Linked DNA regions of Mus musculus: region 1 is linked to region 2. The links are chromatin loops, found by intact Hi-C in ENCODE. Cell type or tissue: left cerebral cortex. All regions are shown on one strand. Each heading gives the region's core, and the rest is flanking DNA. Links, peaks and the distances in the headings are about the cores only.

Region 1 (9,914 bases), core at 1,068-9,067, 70 kb before region 2:
GTTTCTCTGTGTAGCCTTGGATATCCTAGAACTCACTCTGTAGACCAGGATGGCCTTGAACTCAGAAATCTGCCTGCCTCTGCCTCCCAAATGCTGGGATTAAAGGCGTGCGCCACCACTGTCCGGCCATGTGATGCTCTCGTAAATTTTTGTGAATCAAAATCTTTTTATTTAGCCCTAATTAGGAACAAATTTTTTAAAATGATAGTCATTCAAAGGTTGCATCAACCATTTTAAAGCTTTAAATGCACTGTTCAGGTCTGAGAAATGCTCAGGGAAGAGGCAGGGCTGTTTTACAGTTGAACCTGTATAGGATATGGAATCCCCAACCTACCCCCCACCCCCCAAGTTCTGGTTCCATAGGAGCAAAGTGGAAGAAGAAAGGAAACTGTATTCAATTTTCCTGACTGACCATTAAGTGACAAGTCGTTCCTCCTCTCTAAAATGTTCCATATGAAGAGCAGTGTGGGAGTTCCCTTAGATGTTAAGTGGGTGCATTTAAGACTGGCTAATGCTGTTTATTTTAACCCTCCTAGGAACTTTTCAGAAAAGTTCGAAGTATCTTGAATAAACTGACACCACAGATGTTCAACCAGCTGATGAAGCAAGTGTCGGCTCTTACGGTGGACACGGAGGAGCGGCTAAAAGGGGTCATCGACCTTGTCTTTGAGAAGGCTATCGATGAGCCCAGCTTCTCTGTGGCGTACGCAAACATGTGTCGGTGCCTAGTAACGGTAAGAAGAGAGGAAGCAGTAAACCGAGAGTCGCCAAGAGGTATACTCTCCCCTCAGTGTAGTCTTCCCAGTGTCGTTGCAGTGCAAAGGGGAGAGTAGATTGCTAGCCCTGGTGTATCTGTTCTCACTGATAGAAAAGAATTTTGCAAAAATAATGTCTGTTCCCACCTCTGGGGCGGGGTATTTGGAGACTTGCTTGAAATGGGACAAGCTTATGGTCTCCTCCAACCCGGAGAACCCTGTGAGGGTTAGGGAGTAGTGTGGAGTCAGATCACAGGCAACGGTTTTATTCTGGAGTGTCTTCTTGTAGAACTAGAGCCGGTACTAACTTTAACATAAACTAAATTTAAAATTAAATTAACTGTTCTAATTCTGGCCTCTGAAACTACGAAGATAGTTGTCTTATCATCAAAAATATTCAAAATCGGAATGTTTCCTCTCTTGCTAGACATAGTAGCTCACACCTTCAGTCCTCGCACTCAGGAGCATTCTCTCTGAGCATTGAGACCTGCCTAGGATCTCAGCAACAACTAAAATAAAGAAATAAGCATTAATTTAATCCGTAGCATATATATGGACATACATGCACATGACTAAGATTAAATCTTATTTAAACCAAGAGAAGCAAGTGAATTCAATGTTACAGCATTGTAAACATAGCATTCCCGCTTGGATAATTGTCTACCTGCTGAAGAAATTCGTAGAAAGGGAAACAGGAAGAGGGAGGGTGAGGCGGGCTGGCGCTGGCTCAGCACCTCCACCACCAGCCACCGCCTGAGCCGCCTACCGCTCCTTGCATCTACATCATTGTGTGGGTGGGTGTGGCAAACATAGTCATACAAGTTTCCATATGCGAGTGTGTGTACCTGGGAGACCATCGAGGGCGTCAGATTCCCTGTTGTTACAGGCAATTGTGAATGGCCTGATTTGGGTACTGGGACCTTAACACTGGTCCTCTGGCATAGCAGCAGGTGCCTCTGGAGCCCTCAAACATTATTCTTTGTTGATTGATAGGACCTCAGCTCTAACATTGAGCTGGATCAGTCTTCTCCCGGGCCTTCTCCCTCCTCTCCAGCTGCCAGCATCTGGAGATGCTTTGAGTTAGCGTTGACCTCTCTGGGAGCTGCCACACACCGCTCAAGGAGAGACCAGTCTCTGACAACAGAGGTTTTTAGCTCAGCTGACAGTGTTCAAGCAACCCTAGCTGGGTAGTGTCGTCACAGATTGAGGGGGATATGTATTCTCATTATTTAGAATTCCTTTTTCAGTCTCAGTGCTGTGTACATAGATTGTGTGCTTTCCACTCATACCCACACTCTCTCTTTCATTGTTGTGTTTTTTTGGGCGAGATAAGAAACACGGGGCTTTGCACATGCTAAGCAAGCTATGTTATCAGTGATCTACCAACGCTTCAACATATCTCCATTTGAACCCTTCCTTCTAGGTGACTTGAGCCCACCCAGCACTATAAAAATGAGTGAGAGACTGGAATGAATGAATGAATGAATGAATGAATGAATGAATGAATGAATGAATGAATGGAATACCTTCTCATGTGATTTTTGCATTGCTTAGGTGAATTCTAAAGTATACAATGGAGTCCCTTTTTTTCTCGCATCGTTAGATATGTTGAGGAGCTGATATTACAGATGTTTTAACAAGCCACACAGCTGCACTTGGTGCCTTTCCCTACCACCTTGTGCTCAGGCAAACCATGTACAACTCAGGGATCAGAAGAGAGAAAGGCAGCTTCCGATGCATAGCTTCTCCCAGGTCAATAAGAAGTGACTAAAGGACACTCAGGACCTCAGCCAGCTGGAAGGCACATAGCTGAAATGTCACACCTTAGTGCCTGAAGAGAACTGCCTACAGGCCTTATTGATAGTGACAGTGTCAGGCTGGAGTATCGTCAGTCGTATCATTGCAGAGTCGATGCCAACAAGACCCTATCTCAGCAATGAAGGAACAGTAGATTAGCCAGGCACTGCAGCTCACTCCTCAACTCCCAGCACTCAGGAGGAACATGAAAAGTTCAGGGCCAGCCTGGGCTGTGTACTGAGCTCTAGGCTAGCCAGAGATCTATACTGTAGACCTCACTCTCAAATCATAAAATATAAAGACATTTTTAACTAAAATAAATAAATTAATTTTGTAACCTAAGTTGCCATATTTTGTTCTAATTAATTAGCATGAAAATGAAAATCTACATTCCAGAATGCCTCTGAATTGCTGCTCAAGTCCTCCTGTCTAAAATACCACTTTGTGTCTGGAGAGTGAATGCCTGGATACAAAAGTGTGCTGTCCAGGTTTATGCCAGCTTCACACAAGCTGGAGTGGTCAGACAGGAGGGAGCCCCAGTTGAGAAAAATGCCTTCATAAGATTAGGCTGTAGGCAAGACTGTAAGGCGTGTTCTTACTTAGTGATTGATGGAGGAGGGCCCAGCCCACTGTAGGTGGGGCCATCCCTGGGCTGGTGTTCCTGGGTTCTGTAAGAAAGCAGCCTGAGCAAGCAGTGGGGAGCAAGCCAGTGAGCAGCGCCCTTCCAAGGCCTTCAGGTCTCGGCTTGAATTTCTGCCCTCACTGCTTTTAACTGAGAATGAAATAAAGCCTTTCCTCCCCAAAATACTTTTGGTCATAGTTTTTATCACAGAAATATTAGCCCTAATTAAGAAGGTAAAGAATTTGAGAAAGTGGTGTGAAGCAGGCCTGTAATTCCAATGGGAACATGAGAAGGAAGGCCAAGGTCCTCAGCTATAGCCTGGAGTACTTGGGACCCTACCTCAAAAAGTCAAGAAGATAAAACAAAAACTTGAAAAATCTCTTTCCATGTCCCATGAGAAGTTCCCTTGTGTCTTATCTGTGTGGCAGGAGTGTGAGTCTGGAGCAAAATGGAGAAAGCTGCCAAGGAGGTTGAAACATCTGGGAGTTACGTTCCCCTGCACAGGTGTGGGGGAAGTGAGGAGAGGGGGATGGGTTGTGAGTGGGTCAGACTCCGCCGTGATGACTGGAAAGAAAGCAAGGCGCACGTCTGTGATCCCAGCACTGGGGAAGCTGACAAGATGCTCAGGAGTTGGGGCAGACTGGTCTAACAGATGAGATATCTGCCTCGGACCGTGGGTGTGGCTGGCGTGCATTGGGTGAGGAGCGAGTGTCTCTTGCACAGTGCACCGAAGCAGCATCCAGCTTTGGGAAAAGAGGGCTCTGTTTGGAGTTTTGTAGGCATCCTTCTGGGTGTGTCTCTGGGTGTCTCCAGTAAAGATGTCTTTCCTTGCTTCTGTGCACAGTGTAGGTAGCTTGTTATATACACTGGCCTTGGAGAGAAGATAGTAGTGGGTTGAAGGAGCTACATTTGAACTGTCACCTTGCAATGACATCCCAAATGCTGCGACTGAGGCCTGTGCCAGTTAACATGTGCCAGCCTGGTAACTGGCTCTGGGCCCTGGTGTGACAGTAGGGTGGACCTGACTTCACTGTGATGTCATGGCTGTTCTTTGCCACTTTCTCCAGCCCTTCAGTTTTGATCAGGTGTCCATAGCCATTTCGTTGATAAGATTAATCCTCTTGATTAGTCTTGATAGCATATCTGATCCCAGCACTTGGAGGACAGAATTGGAGGTGGGGGGATCAGGAGTTCACCATCATCATAGCTTTATATGAGGTCAAGGCCAGCTGCAGCTGCCGAGGCGCCTCTCAAAAATAGACAGCATGATGCTACATGTTTGGTTAGGGTTTCATCCCTGATTACTTCAAAGCAAGTAAGAAGGGTGTGATGACTGGTGACTCAGGCTGGTATCCCAGCACTGAGGTGCCGTAGGCAGTACAGTTCCAAATTTGAGGCCAACTTGACTTCCATGATGGGACCCAAGCCTGCCTAAAGTAGTGACACCCTGTCTCAAAAACAGCTACCCCCCCAAAAAAAAAATGATTTTCACCCACATGGTTGAGGCAGTATATTAATTTAAGAACTGTTGGATCCACTTTCTGAGTCCAGAAAAGCCCTTTTCCATGTTGTACAGTAACTGAGTCGGAGAATTTCGTGTTTTCTTATAATGGAGGCTACATTCTGCTGTCAGAATAAAAAGAGGGTGAGATGGCTCAGTGGATACAGGTGGCTTGCTCCACAACCTGATGGCTTGAGTTTGATCCCCATTCCCCAAGTAGAAAGTAAGAATCCTCCACGGGTGCACCAAGTGCATGCATGTGTACATGCACACTCACACACACACACACACACACACTCACACACACACACACACACACACACCTTATATAAATGAAATAATAATAAGGTTTAAACAAAGAGATTACCTTCCACAGTTTAATGGTGTAGGTATATGGAAGTAACCACTGTATTCATAATAGATTCCACTTCAGCTTGGGATATATCCACAGAAGTCAGAAGGTGTGTGTCTTCTCTGTGTCAGAGACAAGACAGCTTTCTGTTGCACTGTGTGAAAGACTCAGCTATGTGTTTTAGAATGTCTACCTGTGTGTCTGTCTGCATTAAGTAACCTGGATGCCGTTGCTCTTTGTTCTCTGAATGCAGCTGAAGGTGCCCATGGCAGACAAGCCTGGCAACACAGTGAATTTCCGGAAGCTGCTGCTTAACCGCTGCCAGAAGGAGTTCGAGAAAGACAAAGCAGATGATGACGTCTTTGAGAAGAAGCAGAAAGAACTGGAAGCTGCCAGCGCTGTAAGACCTTCTTGACATAAAGTACTGTCAGAGTTGTCCTACAACTAGCTATGGCACCTACAGAGGGACCGTGTGTGTGTGTGTGTGTGTGTGTGTGTGTGTGTGTGTGTGTCTGTGTGTCTGTGTGTCTGTGTGTCTGTGTGTCTGTGTGTCTGTGTGTCTGTGTGTCGGCGTGCGTGTAGAGGTGTAGTGTTCTCATTGAAAATGCTTTAGTCCTATGTTAGAGGCAGTCACTTCCACAGCAAACGTTAGTCTAACATAGACCTTAGGTTCATCTATCTGGAAGGATGCACACTTTGGTGTGTAGGTCTTTTTTTTCTGAGGAGTGAGGCTCAGTGGTCCTTGTCAGAGCATTTGAGCCCCGAAGGAGTGAGGCCCTGCAATCTTAGGTGTTCTCTCCCCCCCCCCCCCCCCCCCGTTTTACACAACAGCCAGAGGAGAGGACAAGGCTTCACGACGAACTGGAAGAAGCCAAGGACAAAGCCCGGCGGAGATCCATCGGCAACATCAAGTTCATTGGAGAACTCTTTAAACTGAAAATGCTGACGGAGGCCATCATGCATGACTGTGTGGTGAAGCTCCTGAAGAACCACGATGAAGAGTCCCTGGAGTGCCTGTGTCGCCTGCTCACCACCATCGGCAAAGACCTGGACTTTGAGAAAGCAAAGGTACCACGCAAAGACTCAAGTCTCCCGGCCCCAGGGAGCCTACCCCTGTTGGAGCAGTCTGTGTGCAGGCTCCTTCCACCCTCCTCATGGCACATGTGACTGACAGTGCTCCTCACAGTGCTCTAAGGGGAGGTGCTCCCTAGTCACGTGCAGGTCAGTCCGTCTGCAGCCTAGGTGGGTTGGTCCTTCTCTTTCATAACCATTTTATAGGTTATAAGCAGAAGTAGGTTAAGAAATGGACCAGGTCTGAAAAAGAGGATAGAAAAGCTAGTGGGGTTGTTCATTATGTGTGCACCACTGTGCCCACTTCAAGTCACTGTTTCTGTTTTGCTTTGTTTTTTGAGACAGATTCTCACTATGAAGCTCTGGCAGTCCTGGAACTCACTATGTAGACTTGAGTAGCTTTGAACTCACAAAGATCTGCCCACCTCTGCTCCTGAGAGCTGGGGTTAAATGCATGGGACATCATGCCCCGTTCTCACTTGCTTCTTAAGTTTAAGGACTAATTAATGACATTGCCACCTAATCATTGTATAGGAAGCTATAAAGACATAGTCTGACACTGTACAAATAAAGGAAACACATTAGAAATGCTTCAGAGAAATAATGACAGAGATGAGTCACCCAGGGTTATGTTTGTATGTGACAGAGGCAGGGCCTTCCAGCTTTCAGGCCTAAGCGTGTATTTCGCATCTTATAACTTACTCTGCTTGCATAGTTTCAGCAGAGATCATAGGAAGTGGATCGTGGAGCAAAGGACAGACAGAGTGCTGGGTCTTCCAAAGCTGCAGTATGACATGCCAGGAGCCTAGCAAGTGTGCTCTCTGTAGTGGCTGCATATATTCTCCATTAAATGCCATTGCTGGCGACAGGGAAATTGTTGAATGATTACAGGTGCTTGCTTGCCAAGCCTGTCAGCCTGAGTTTGATCCTTGGGAACCGCATGGTGGAAGGAGGGAACGACTCCCAGAAATCTCCTCCCACCTCCATGTGTGGACACATAGTAGAAACACAATACAGTGGTAATAAAATTTCACCAGTCCTTCTAGCCATAAAAAGTTATTCTTTAATCACCTAAAACTCTACTTGGTACCTTAGAGTGGTCCATTACCCATGTGTAATTATCCCAGCACTCGGGAGGCTGAGTCAGAGCGATAACAAGTTCGAGGCAGCCTAGACTGCAGATGAGGACCTTTATAATAAAGACAAAAACCAAAGTACATGGAAAAAAAGGAAATTGAATTTCTCGGCCAGAAATCATGGTGGTTTTATTATTTGCAGCCACGCATGGACCAGTACTTTAACCAGATGGAGAAAATCGTCAAAGAAAGAAAAACTTCCTCCAGAATTCGGTTCATGCTTCAGGATGTAATCGACCTCAGACTGGTAAGTTAGGTTTCTAGCAATACACACCATGACCAGAAACCATTTGGGAAGGGGAGGGTTTCTTTCAGTTTAGTTTTATGATACAGTCTTATGGTCAAAGGCAGTCAGGGCAGGAGCCTGGAGGCAGGAACTGAAGAGGAAGCCATGGAGGAACTGCTGACTGGCTTTCTCAGCCTGTGTTTTACACAGCTCAGGACCACCTGCTCAGAGACAAACCACATGCATTAATCAGGGAAATGCCCTCCAGACTGCCTGTAGTCAGTCTGGGTGGAGGCATGGTCTTTTTTTTTTTTTTTTTTTTTTTTTTTGGTTTTTCGAGACAGCCTCCTGAAACTCACTCTGTAGACCAAGCTGGCTGGCCTCGAACTCAGAAATTCGCCTGCCTCTGCCTCCGGGTGCTGGGATTAAAGACGTGCACCACCACTTCCAGCTTTTTTTTTTTAAATTAGATATTTACTTTATTTACATTTCAAATGTTATCCCCTTTCCTGGTTTCCTTTCCGAAAACCCCCTAGCTCCATTCCCCTTTCCCTCCCCCTGCTCACCAACCCACCCACACCTGCTTTCAGGTCCTGGCATTCCCCTACACTGGGGCATTGAGCCTTCACAAGACCAAGGGCCTTTTCTCCCATTGATGACTGACTAGGCCATCCTCTGCTACATATGCAGCTAGAGCCATGAATCCCACCATCTGTACTCTTTGGTTGGTGGTTTAGTCCTGGGAGCTCTGGAAGTACTGGTTAGTTCATATTGTTGCTCCTCCTATGGGGCTGCAAACACCTTCAGCTCCTTGGGTCCTTTCTCTAGCTCCTTCATTGCGAACCCTGTGCTCAGTCCAATGGTTGGCTGAGAGAATCCACCTCTTTATTTGTCAGGCACTGGTGGGGCCTCTCCGGAGGCAGCTATATCAGACTCCTGTCAGGAAGCTCTTATTGGCATCCACAAAAGTGTCTACATTCGGTGATTCTATATTGGATTCAGAACCCCAAGTGGGGCAGTCTCTGGCTGGTCATTCCTTCAGTCTGTGCTCCACACTTTGTCTCTGTAACGCCTCTCATAGGTATTTTTTTTCCACCTTCTAAGAAGGATCAGATTATCTATCTACACTTTGATCTTCCTTCTTGAGTTTCATGTGGTTAGTGAATTGTATCTTGGGTATTCCGAGCTTCTGGGCTAATACCCACTATCAGTGAGCTCATACCAAGTGTGTTCTTTTGTGATTGGGTTACCTCACTCAGGATGATAATTTCTAGTTCCATCCATTTGCCTAAGAATTTCATAAATTCATTGTTTTTAATAGCTGAGTCGTTCTCAGTTGTGTAAATTGTGCATCACATTTTCTGTATCCATTCCTCTGTTGAGGGGCATCTCAACTAAAGAATACCGAATGGCTGAGAGGCACCTAAAGAAATGTTCAGCATCCTTAGTGGTCAGGGAAATGCAAATCAAAACAACCCTGAGATTCCACCTCATGCCAGTCAGAATGGCTAAGATCAAAAAGTCAGGTGACAGCAGATGCTGGCGAGGTTGTGGAGAAAGAACACTCCTCCGTTGCTGGTGGGATTACAAGCTGTTACAACCACTCTGGAAATAAGTGTGGCAGTTCCTCAGAAAATTGGACATAGCACTACCTGAGGACCCACTAATACCACTCCTGGGCATATACCCAGATGATGCTCCAACACGTAATAAGGACACATGCTCCACTATGTTCATCACAGCTTTATTTAAGGCCAGGAGCCGTAAAGCACCCAGATGTTCCTTAACAGAGGCATGGTCTCAATTAAGAATCGTCTTCTAGATAACTCTAGCTTGTGTCAAGGTGACAGAAAGGGGTGCGGGGGGAGATCAAACAGACTCAAGTGAAGAAGTCGGTGGTGTTTGTGTGGGTGGCACGGTTCTTGCTTCATGCCCTGGACTAAAGTACAAGAAGAAGGCACTGCCTGGCTTTTTTTTCCCAGTTACCACACCACACTGCAGCTCTGACATTGGTCATCTGAATTCAGTACTGGTCAGTGAGACTCAGGCTTTCTAAACTGAACAGCTGGAGTCTCCTCTCCACAGTGAACATGTTGAACTCATAAGCCATGTGTTTGATTTCTACAATGATGCTATTGCTGTCCTTCAGACCGTACCACAGTTCAGTGAGATAAGTGTCTCCATTGAAACTCATGGGCACCCTGTCATCCCGGCTGCCATGTTTATCTGCCTCAGCTGGAAGCACTGCCCCTTCATTCCTCTCAGTTCTTAGGGCACCAATGAGGCTTCTTTGTCTTGCTAAACCCAGGTATAATCTTAGTAGCAAAAGCTGTGACCTGTTGCTCAGAGCTCCCTCACAAGCTAAATTCAACCATTTTCCACCCATGTCTCCACCATATTTGCTCATTTCGGCCATTGGAATGGAGGCTGGGATGGAGTGAGGCAAGTTTTGTC
Region 2 (9,914 bases), core at 1,027-9,026:
AAAAGTAGAAAACAAACAAAATCCCACAATACTAGACCCTTTACATGGTAAATAATGTGTTTCTTTTTCATGAAAATAGCTATGTCTTCAAAAAGTTGATTAAGAGAAATAATTATTACGTTTTTGCTAATGTTTTTAATGTCTTACCTTAAGTTGTTTTATTTATTGTCTTTTCAGTTTATGAAGAGAGGCCAGCCTTATGTAGAAATAGTTAATGATAGATAAGATAATGATAGGTAGATAAAATAAGTTTAATGATAGATTTAAGATATTTATGGATATTAGTTCTTGATACTACAAAACTCAGTAAATAGTAGATTATTTTAGCAGCTTTGTTGATTTAAGTTAAAATTTATGATGAACGCATTTTTGGTAAATTTTCAGTGGTACAACTGTCTCCAGAGCTCCTGCTGCCACCCTGGAAATATCCCTGTGGCTATTTCAGTCACTTGTAATCTTTACCTTAGCTTCAGACAGCCTATAGGGTCAGCTGGCCCTTCTTCACATTTCAGAAGAAATTATTCCTTTTATATTTTCCCTATCTACTTAGGATAATGTCTGAATTTTTCCATGTGGTTGTAGCCACGTGTGAGTTGCATATTTGGAGTGTTTCTACTTTTAGTTAATTATGTATACTGTCTGTGAACGTTAGACAGAGTGCCCTGTGTAAATACATGCTTTCTTTCAGTGAAGTCAGTAGCTAGGATAGACTAGCTAGCCAGAGTGAGCAAGACTGCACCATTGACAGAATCTGTGCTTTCTCAACTCTGCATCACCAGCCTTGTTAGTCTGCTTCCTACTAGTCCAGCTTGCGGAGGTGAAGTTTCTCTTTTGAGGGTTGGTTTTTTTGTTTGTTTGTTTTTTTAAAGACTTATTTTATTTATATGAATACTCTGTAGCTGTCTTCAGACACACCAGAAGACAGCATCAGAACCCATTACGGATGGTTGTGAGCCACCATGTGGTTGCTGGGATTGAACTCAGGACCTTCAAAAGAGCAGTCAGTGCTTTTACCCGCTGAGCCACCTCTCCAGCCCATGAAATAGTTCTATAAAGAACTCTTGCCCATTTTAAAAATTGGACATTTGTTAGGAGCTTTTTATTACAGATGAAAGCCCTTAGTCAAATATAGAACTTGAAATGTTCTTTTTTAATTTTGTGGCTGTTTACTTCTTTTACTTTCTATGCAAGACTCATGTAATCAGGCTAGCCTTGAACTTTATAGTTGAGATGACTCTGAACTTCTAATCCTTCTGTTCTTATCTCCTAAGTCTTAGGGTTACAGGCATTTGCCACCATCACTGGTTTATGGGGTACTGATGTTTGAATACAGGGCTCCATGTATGCCAGACAAGCAGCTTACTAAATGAGCCTTGTTCACATGCAAGGTTGAAGCCAGCCCTGTCTCAAAAAACAAGTAACCCAATACTATACAGCATTCCCAATTCTTTTCCTATTTGGCTAATCCCCCACCCCCTCAGGGTTTTTGTGTGTAGCCCTGGCTGTCCTGGAACTCATTCTGTCGACCAAGTTGGCCTCAAACTCAGAGATCCTTCTGCCTCTGCCTCTGCCTCCCAAGTGCTGGAATAAAGGTGTGCGCCACCACATCCAACTTAGTTGTCACTGATCTTTACTTCTTAGTCTCAGCCTGGAATTAGGCCGTGTAATTTTATGATCCCCTAGATATTTATCTGTTATTCATGGCCCAAGGCATAAGGATGTCCGTCCTTTTGGGTTCAAAATACCTATTGTTTTAGGAGGGTTGGAAGGGTTAATGGGAGAAGAAAATACCCAAAAGAGGGTCAGGACTCCTCAGTAAATTGAGACCTGGTGAGGGAGAAGAGAAAGCCCCTGACCTGACAATTGATTGTAAACTGTATCTGTGCTGAGGCAGGAGCCGACCCACCTGGTTGGTGCAGAGGAGTCTTGTCTTGACCTCCTTGGGAGAGTCTTGTCTTGATGCTTTTCTCTTCCTCCTTGGGAAACAGCTGAAGAAATCAGGGGAGAAGCCCCTGCTGGGTGGAAGCCTGATGGAATATGCAATCTTGTCTGCCATTGCTGCCATGAACGAGCCTAAGACCTGCTCCACCACTGCTCTGAAGAAGTATGTCCTGGAGAACCACCCAGGGGCCAACTCTAACTATCAGAGTAAGTCAGAGCCCTGTGCGCTTGACTGGGGCTAGCCGGTATTCTCCTGGCGAGGACAGCTGCTGATGCTGAAGCAATAATCACTGACTGAGGAGTAATCAAGACGAGGTTTATGCTCTGTAAAAGACTTTTATTTGTGTGTGTGTGTGTGTGTGTGTGTGTGTGTGTGTGTGTGTGTGTGTGTGTGTGTGTGTGTGTGTAAGAAAAAGAGAGTTAGAGAGAGAATGCCACATGTGTTCTTGTACCTGCAGAGGTCAAACATGATATAAATCCCCTATAGCTAACTAAAGTGATAGATGATTGTGAGTTTGATCCCTGACCTCAGGGATCTGGGATTGAACTCAGGTCCTGTGGAAGAGCAGAAAGCACCTTTAGCTGTTGAGCTGTCTCTCACAGCTTTCATTTTTGAGATAATGTCTCATTGTTTCACCTTAGGCCTCAGCTTTTCAGGTGCTAGGTTTACTGGTATTACTGGTTGGAGATTTTTGTTAATTTGCAACTACCCCAAATCAGAGGTTGTTATTCACTTAAATCCTATAACAAGATGTATTTTGTCTCAGTAAATTACATTTACCCAAAGTTGTGCTTTGAAATTGGACACTAGTCAATAATTCAGTACTTAACATTCTCTCACATATAGGTAGAGTGTGCCAAAGTTGGCATCTTATTAAGAGCTACTAGATTGCAAGGGTTTAGCATAAAGAATATAGACACTCTATAAACAACAGAAACTACAAACTAGTATATTTTATTTAAGTAATTTTTGCCTTATGTGATAGTACATGCTACTGGGACTTGTCCTATCAACATCTCTTTACTTGTCCCAAGTCCTGTTCCTAGTACTTGGGAGGCTTATGTGGGAAGATCACTCAAGCCTAGTAGTTTGAGGCCAGCTTGGTAATAAAGCAACATCCCATCTCAGTAAAAGAAATATAATTTGAAGTGTGTGAGTTTTTGTTGTTTGAGAGGGGGTTTCACTATGCAGCCCTGGATGACCTAGAACTTACTGTGCAAACCAGGCTGACCTCTAGCTCAGCAGTCCACCTGTACTTGAAATAAAGGCATGTGCCTAAAGAATTATCTTTTTTAATACACAGTCTTATTGAGTACCCTTGGCTGTCCTGGTGGTGGTGGCACATGTTTTTAATCACAGTACTTAGGAGCAAGTGAGAACTACAGAGAGCTACAGGGCTGTAGAGAAGAGGGTGGGTGGGAGTGGGTGCTGGCTGACTTTGAACCTGACATCCTCTGCTCTAGCCTCTCAAGCAGCTAGGCTCACACACACCACAACCAACCAAGAAGCCTCCTTAGCAGGGTTTTCTTTTCACTTATATTGGGGCTGGTCTTTTGTTTTTTAAGGAATTGGGGTTTTGTTTTGTTTGATTTTTTTTTTTTCCCCAAGATTGTGTAGCCCTTGCTGTCCTGGAACTCACTCTACAAACCAGGCTGGCCTCCAACTCAGAGATCCACCTGTCTTTGCTTCCAAATTCTGGGATTAAAGTTATGTACCACCACAGCCCATATCTGAGCCTTTTTTTTTTTTTTTTTTTTTTTTGAGACAGGGTCTCTCTGTGTAGCCCTGGCTGTCCTGGAACTCACTCTGTAGACCATGCTGGCCTCGAACTCAGAAATCCACCTGTCTCTGCCTCCCAAGTGCTGGGATTAAAGGCATGTGCCTCCACTGCCTGGCGAACCTATCTTTTATTAATGGAATTATCTTCTTTTTAATGTTTTATCTTGCTTATTTCTTTTGTGCTATGGATAGTCGGTGTGTTGCTGTGCATGTGTTCTGGGGTTACAGATGCACACTGCCAAGTCTGCTGTCTACTTATGTGCTAATAGAACTCTAAGGTGATAATTGGTGTCTAACCAGAGGTTACGTGTTAGATGCTTGAATGAGTGGATGAAATATTTAGATGTAGAACTGTTATTAACCAGTTATGTGGTACCCAAGAACAAGACCTCTAGACTCACCTGTTTCCTTTTTCGTTGAAAAAAAATTTGTGTGACTCAATGGATTCTAATGTTTCCTTTTACTTTTTCAAAATAACTTGCCATTTATTGGCACAAAATAATTGTTTTATGAACTAATTATAATTAATGCAATCAGGCACAAAGGACTATACTAGTTCATGTCTGTGGTTAGTGTTGACGTACTTTGCATTTAGTTGTGATTAAGTGACCAAATCTGAATATATAAACTTTTTCTTCCTTGAATTTTTTTTTAAGTGCATTTGCTGAAAAAAACCCTGCAGAAATGTGAGAAGAACGGGTGGCTGGAGCAGATCTCTGGGAAGGGGTTCAGCGGCACCTTCCAGCTGTCCTTCCCCTACTACCCTAGGTGAGCGCGCCCAGGCTGAGGCGCTGGCCACGCTGTGCTTGGATCTGCTCCCCACTTACAAGCCTGGGTTAACATAGCTTGCCTCGTTCCCATTACCCTGAACTGGACCTATCTGAAAATAACGACTACCAAGAGATCTCACTAGAGTGGGCATTCCTGCTGTCTTGACATTGCTGTTGCTTAGCCCGTGGTTCTTAGACAGTCATTGGATGGCCATTCTTTATCTTTTTAAGTAATAGCAACAGTCAGATTGCCAGAGACTTAAATACTAATTAGTCACCCAGAAAATCAGATGTGGAGAGCCTTCCCATCTTCCACGAATCATAGCTGCCTTCCTCAGACTGTCCCTTATGCATGATGTGGTTAACTGTCGAGCAGTAGCGGACATGAAGCTCCTAGCCGCACATCTTCCTGTGTTGGTGCTAGAACTCTCCTATGGTCTTATTAGTAAGATGCCGTAGCCTGTGCTTTAGTAGCTCTGCACTGACACTTTCTTACATAACTATTCTTAAAAACATACATCAAATAGTAAACTGAATAGTCGGTCACATACATGTTTTAATTTATAGAAATACTGATAGAAGAAAGTTTAAAAAGAGTTTAGGGGATACAATTCTTGCCCAATTTCTTTAAAACTTTGAAGAGTTTTAGTCTTATAGTTATCTGCCAGTATTGTGAAGGCAAAATAAGGTCATTGTTCTGTAGACCATTCACTGCTGTGTCTTGGGGAGATCACATGGCAGACGGTTAGTGACTGCTTACTAAATAGTGACACTCCCTGTTACTAAATGATGGGAGGGAGGGCGGGAGGGGATGAAAGCATGTGGAACCTTCCTGGATTTACGGTGACTTTGTCCATATGTTCAAACAGATAGTTGTAGTCTAACTCGACATTCCTGAGGGCCCGGACAGCATCTCAGTCCACATTATTTTCCTCGTCCTGTGAGATGATGTTTTGCTTTCCTACCTCAGCCCAGGAGTTCTATTTCCGAAGAAAGAATCCGGTGGCTCTGACGATGAAGATGAAGATGACGATGACGATGAATCATCAGAAGACTCTGAGGATGAGGAACCACCACCCAAGAGGAGGTGTGATCTGAGGAAGCTACTGAGACGGATGATAAATCTCTCAGAGCTGAAAATGGAGTTGGGCTTGTAATTCCAGATATTAAGGAGGAGACTGAAGCAGAGCTGGAAGTTGATGGCCAGTGGGGGCAGCTTATTGAAACACCATCTCAAAAAGTAAAACAAGGCCTGGGGACATAGGTCAGTGTAGGGTGATGAGTCTAGAGTGTGCCTAGTATCACTCAAAAGCATTGCTGAAAAGCGGGGCTAAGGGTAGGAATGTGTTTTAACCATTTAATATCCTCAGGTTCTTTGAGTAACATTTAAACTATCTTCTCCTTTCAAAATTCAAGGACTCTAAACTTCAGGCATTGTGAATACATAATGTCTTTTTCTGGTCAAACATAGTATAAATGTTTGAGAAATCAAGGCAAATTTTTTTTGTTTTTTGTTTTTTTGGGATTTTTTTGTTTGTTTTGTTTTTCGAGACAGGGTGTAGCCTTGGCTGTCCTGGAACTCACTCTGTAGACCAGGCTGGCCTGGAACTCAGAAATCCGCCTGCCTCTGCCTCCCGAGTGCTGGGATTAAAGGCGTGCGCCACCACGCCCAGCTAAGTTTTTGTTTTTAACATAGTGATTTCTATGTAAGTGATTTCTTTAAGCAGAAGGAGATTGTCCTAGCAAATGGCTTTCTCCTGTACTCAGTGATACATTTATTCTTGTGTTCTCACAGCTTACAGAAGAAAACACCAGCCAAGTCCCAAGGGAAGACAGCCTCCATGAAGCAGAGAGGGTCGAAGCCTGCGCGGAAAGTCCCGGCTGCCCAGAGAGGGAAAGTGAGGCCGCTGCCTAAGAAAGCTCCACCCAAGGCCAAGACCCCTGCCAGGAAAGCCAGACCCTCTCCCTCAGTCATCAAGAAGCCTAGTGGGAGCTCCTCCAGAAAGCCCATAGCCAGTGCACGAAAGGAAGCGAAACTGCCCGGGAAGGGCAAATCTGCCATGAAGAAGTCTTTCAAGACAAAAAAGTAAATTTTATAGGGAAAAGGGTATCATGATTGAATTCAGAATCTTACTTTATAAGGTCAGTGTGCATTTGTTCTAGTTATAATGCTTTTAAATTGTACTTTTTCTTCCCATGTGAGCATTGTGGGAAGGAATGGACACAGAGCAGCGTAGACATTTGTGAGCTTCGGTGCTGTTCAGTGCCTGCTTCTTCATCACCTTAATTTCTGCCATAACCTGGACTTCGCTGACTGTGTGACTGCCCTGCTCCCTCTGTTCATCTTAGCCCCAGCCCTCGTCCTCTTTCTGTGATCCGATTGAGGATTTTTTCCTCCTTCAAGTTAATTTAAACAACTGCAGAGATGTGTTTGTAGAGCACTTAGAGGTCTGGGGCTGGAAGTCCAGACGGCGCAGGAGCAGTGTTGGGAAGGCTTTGCGTCCTGCCTGCAGACTTGCTAGAGCTGTGGTGATTAACCCTGGCTGTTGAATCACTCCACTGACCAGTCTCCAGCTTGAGTCGGGGACATGTTAACTTCGGAAAGAAGCCCCCGTCCCTGCCATCCCATAGATTCTGAAGGGCTCCTCTCCTCCGGTCACGCTGACCAACTGCCAAGCTCGCTTTGCTGCCCAGAGCACTGTCCCCTCACAGCAAGCACAAGTTGTCTGCACCACTTGGTTTCTGACTGAAGGGGAAGTACAGGACTACATGGAATCTGATTTCTGGTGTTGCTTATTACCAAAAATGACAGAATATTCTTGATCAAATGTCTAGATATATTTTTAATATTTGGGGCATGAGTTGTCCCTGTTTGAGAGTTCCCATTACTAATGTAGAAATGTTAAATGGTAAAACATAATTTGCTAAAATGACCAGTTTTCAGATTCACCTGTGCGTGTGCCCCCCACTCCCATCCCACCCTGTTCTTTCCATAGAACTTTTGATATCAGGCAAACGGTTTCCTTTTTGAGATATTTTAACAGAGAAGGGGTGGGGGAGAAGCAGATGAAGCTGTACTACCCAGCCCTCTTCTTGTTTGTATTTGTTTAGGGTTGTGAGGTTGTGTAAAATAGTACTAGCTTCTTACTTGAGAACTACAGTTTCTGCTTATCATTTATTCTTCCTTGTGGCACTTAATATTTTAATTGTCTTAAGCTTTTTGATGTATATATCCTCTGGCCCCTTACATGCTGCCAGAGGAGAAGGTGTTTGTTTGAGATTCATTCCACTTGAAGTGTCTCCTGGGATCCCCACAGCTGCGTATGGCTGGGAAATGGACTTAAGGCTTGGGCTTGAATTGGTGGCTCCTACCTGTGAGGTCCCATCGTGAGTCACTGGGATTTGTGTTGCATGGAAGGCAGTCTTTCCTGTTGTAAATCTTCCTTTTTTATGTACAAATATTTTGAAAAATATGAATAAACATGAACTTTTAAAAGCTGCTGAACTACAGCTTAGTGAAAAGTTTCCAGTACCTGTCCTGCAATCTCTCCTCCTGCAAGGGATACCATGGCTTCCTTTTTCTTTTGAGTTCTTACTTTGATGGTCATTTATTTTATATATATGAGTACACTGTAGCTGTCTTCAGACACACCAGAAGAGGGAGTCAGATTCCACCAAAGAGTCATCTTAGGGGCTGGAGAGATGGCTCAGCATTAAGAGCACTGTCTGCTCTAACAGAGGACCTGGGTTCAGTTCCCAGCATCCATATGGTAGCTCATATTTGCCTCTAACTTCAGTTCCAGGGTTTCTGACACTCTCACACAGACATACTTGCAGACAAAGCACCAATGAACATAAAATAAAAGCAAACTTGTTTTTTAAGAGAGTCATCTTGAGGCTGTGGTGGCATACACCTTTAGTCCTGGCACTTAGGAGTCAGAAGCAGGCTGATCTCTGAGTTCAAGGCTACCCTGGTCTTTAGAGTGAGTGACAGCCAGAGAAACCCTGTCTGAAAGAAAGAGGGGGTGGGGGAGGGAGGGAGGGAGGGAGGAGTCATCTTTATTGAAAAACTTTTCTCAACATCATAAGAGCCTAGTTTTTTGTTTTTAATTAACATACAAAATTCAGGTTAGACTGGGGAAAAAAATGACAGCACAGTTACAGACAGTAGCCCACCACAGAGATCTCTCTCTCTAGAAAGCTTGAATTCCTCATATGTGTGCCAGGGACTGGTTACTCATAGGGTATTGTTAGCTACCTGAGCCAACAATTCTCTGCTCTTATGGAATCAAAAATTGCAGGTCGGTTTTTCTGTGTTATACAGTATTGCTTGTACAGAGGTTTGCTGACTGCTCAGCTGGCCCCTGCCCCATACATCAGACACTGTAACTTGTACTATGAGAAGCTGGGGTCATGTAAGGTCTCTCTCTCTGCTCTGAATGCGCCTTAACAAAAGTTTAGGGTAGGACAGTCTGCTTTAACGTCCCAGGAAAGGTAAAGACTGGATCACTCAGCTCCAAAGGCCCAGCTGTCCAACACATACACTTTCATACCTGACAGAGAGGCTTTTGATTTCTGTTTTCATCTGTGCACTCTGCAGAAGACATTTACAGACTTTACTTTTGTGTTAAATGAGAAGAGAAAACGCAGGAGGTGGGTGTCTGGCCTAATGGTCTGTCTGGTTTAATAGTCTTTCATAGACTCTGAAGTCGCCTGCTCCAAAGTGGTTGAAAAATGAGTCTCTGAAGATGCTGGAAGCAAGGTGGTTGGCTTAACTTGTATTCTCAGAGACTCATTATTACTTTATTCCGTAGTAATGTGATAAAGGCAAAGTTTATTAGCACAGGTTAGACCTAGTCCACATGAGCATAACTGCAGGAAATCGAGTCCTGTATACACCCCAGAAAGGACAGGCTTGGTGGCCCATGCCTGTCAAGGCAGCAGTGGGAGCTGTTTGCATCATGTCTGTTGACAATAGTTTGAGTAATTTATGGAAAAACAAGATCTAAATAAATGTAACCCTTGGATATAAACTTGGCTTGTCCATTAATTGTTATGTAAACTTGTTACTTAGCTTTCTCTTGCTGTAACAAAATAGAAATAATCTCTAAGGAGGAAAGGCATTAATTTGTGCCTTACTGTTAAATTCCTGTCATAGAACACCATGACCAAGGCAACTTAGAAATTGTTTAATTTGAGCCTCAATGGTTTCAGAGGGTCCAGGATCACCATGGCAGAGAGCATGACAGCAGCCACTGGAGCAGTGGCTGAGAGCTCACCACCCCCCTCCCCCCAAGACAGGGTTTCTCTGTGTAACCCTGGCTCTCCTGGAACTGACTTTGCAGACCAGGCTGGCCTCAAACTTGGTAATCCACCTGCCTCTGCCTCTGCCTCCCAAGTGCTGGGGAGAGCTCACATCTTGA

What was found. Peaks named below come from ENCODE experiments on the same cell type or tissue, not always from the same donor. Only the 100,000 strongest peaks of a DNase experiment are listed, where the experiment ranks them.
Region 1: a loop joins it to region 2, with 2.0 times the contacts of the local background. A loop is called at or near these places in 3 of 42 quality-filtered maps.

What each region holds. Positions count from the first base shown.
Region 1 is chr4:138,165,197-138,175,110 of GRCm38, forward strand. It overlaps Eif4g3 (eukaryotic translation initiation factor 4 gamma, 3), which reads left to right. Exons shown (of 35, transcript NM_172703.3): 18 at 537-734; 19 at 5,281-5,427; 20 at 5,859-6,095; 21 at 7,377-7,481. Among named protein-coding and RNA genes, the nearest start is that of Mir6399, 6.9 kb to the left of the region's middle. In left cerebral cortex, for the core only: no CTCF peak of the experiment used is centred there; DNase peaks (open chromatin) are centred at 1,541 and 5,336.
Region 2 is chr4:138,235,160-138,245,073 of GRCm38, forward strand. Hp1bp3 (heterochromatin protein 1, binding protein 3) reads left to right here. Exons shown (of 13, transcript NM_010470.3): 10 at 1,989-2,148; 11 at 4,378-4,489; 12 at 5,462-5,578; 13 at 6,287-9,524. The coding sequence ends at 6,581. Among named protein-coding and RNA genes, the nearest start is that of Sh2d5, 10 kb to the right of the region's middle. In left cerebral cortex, for the core only: a CTCF peak has its summit at 8,109 (motif pointing right); a DNase peak (open chromatin) is centred at 5,552.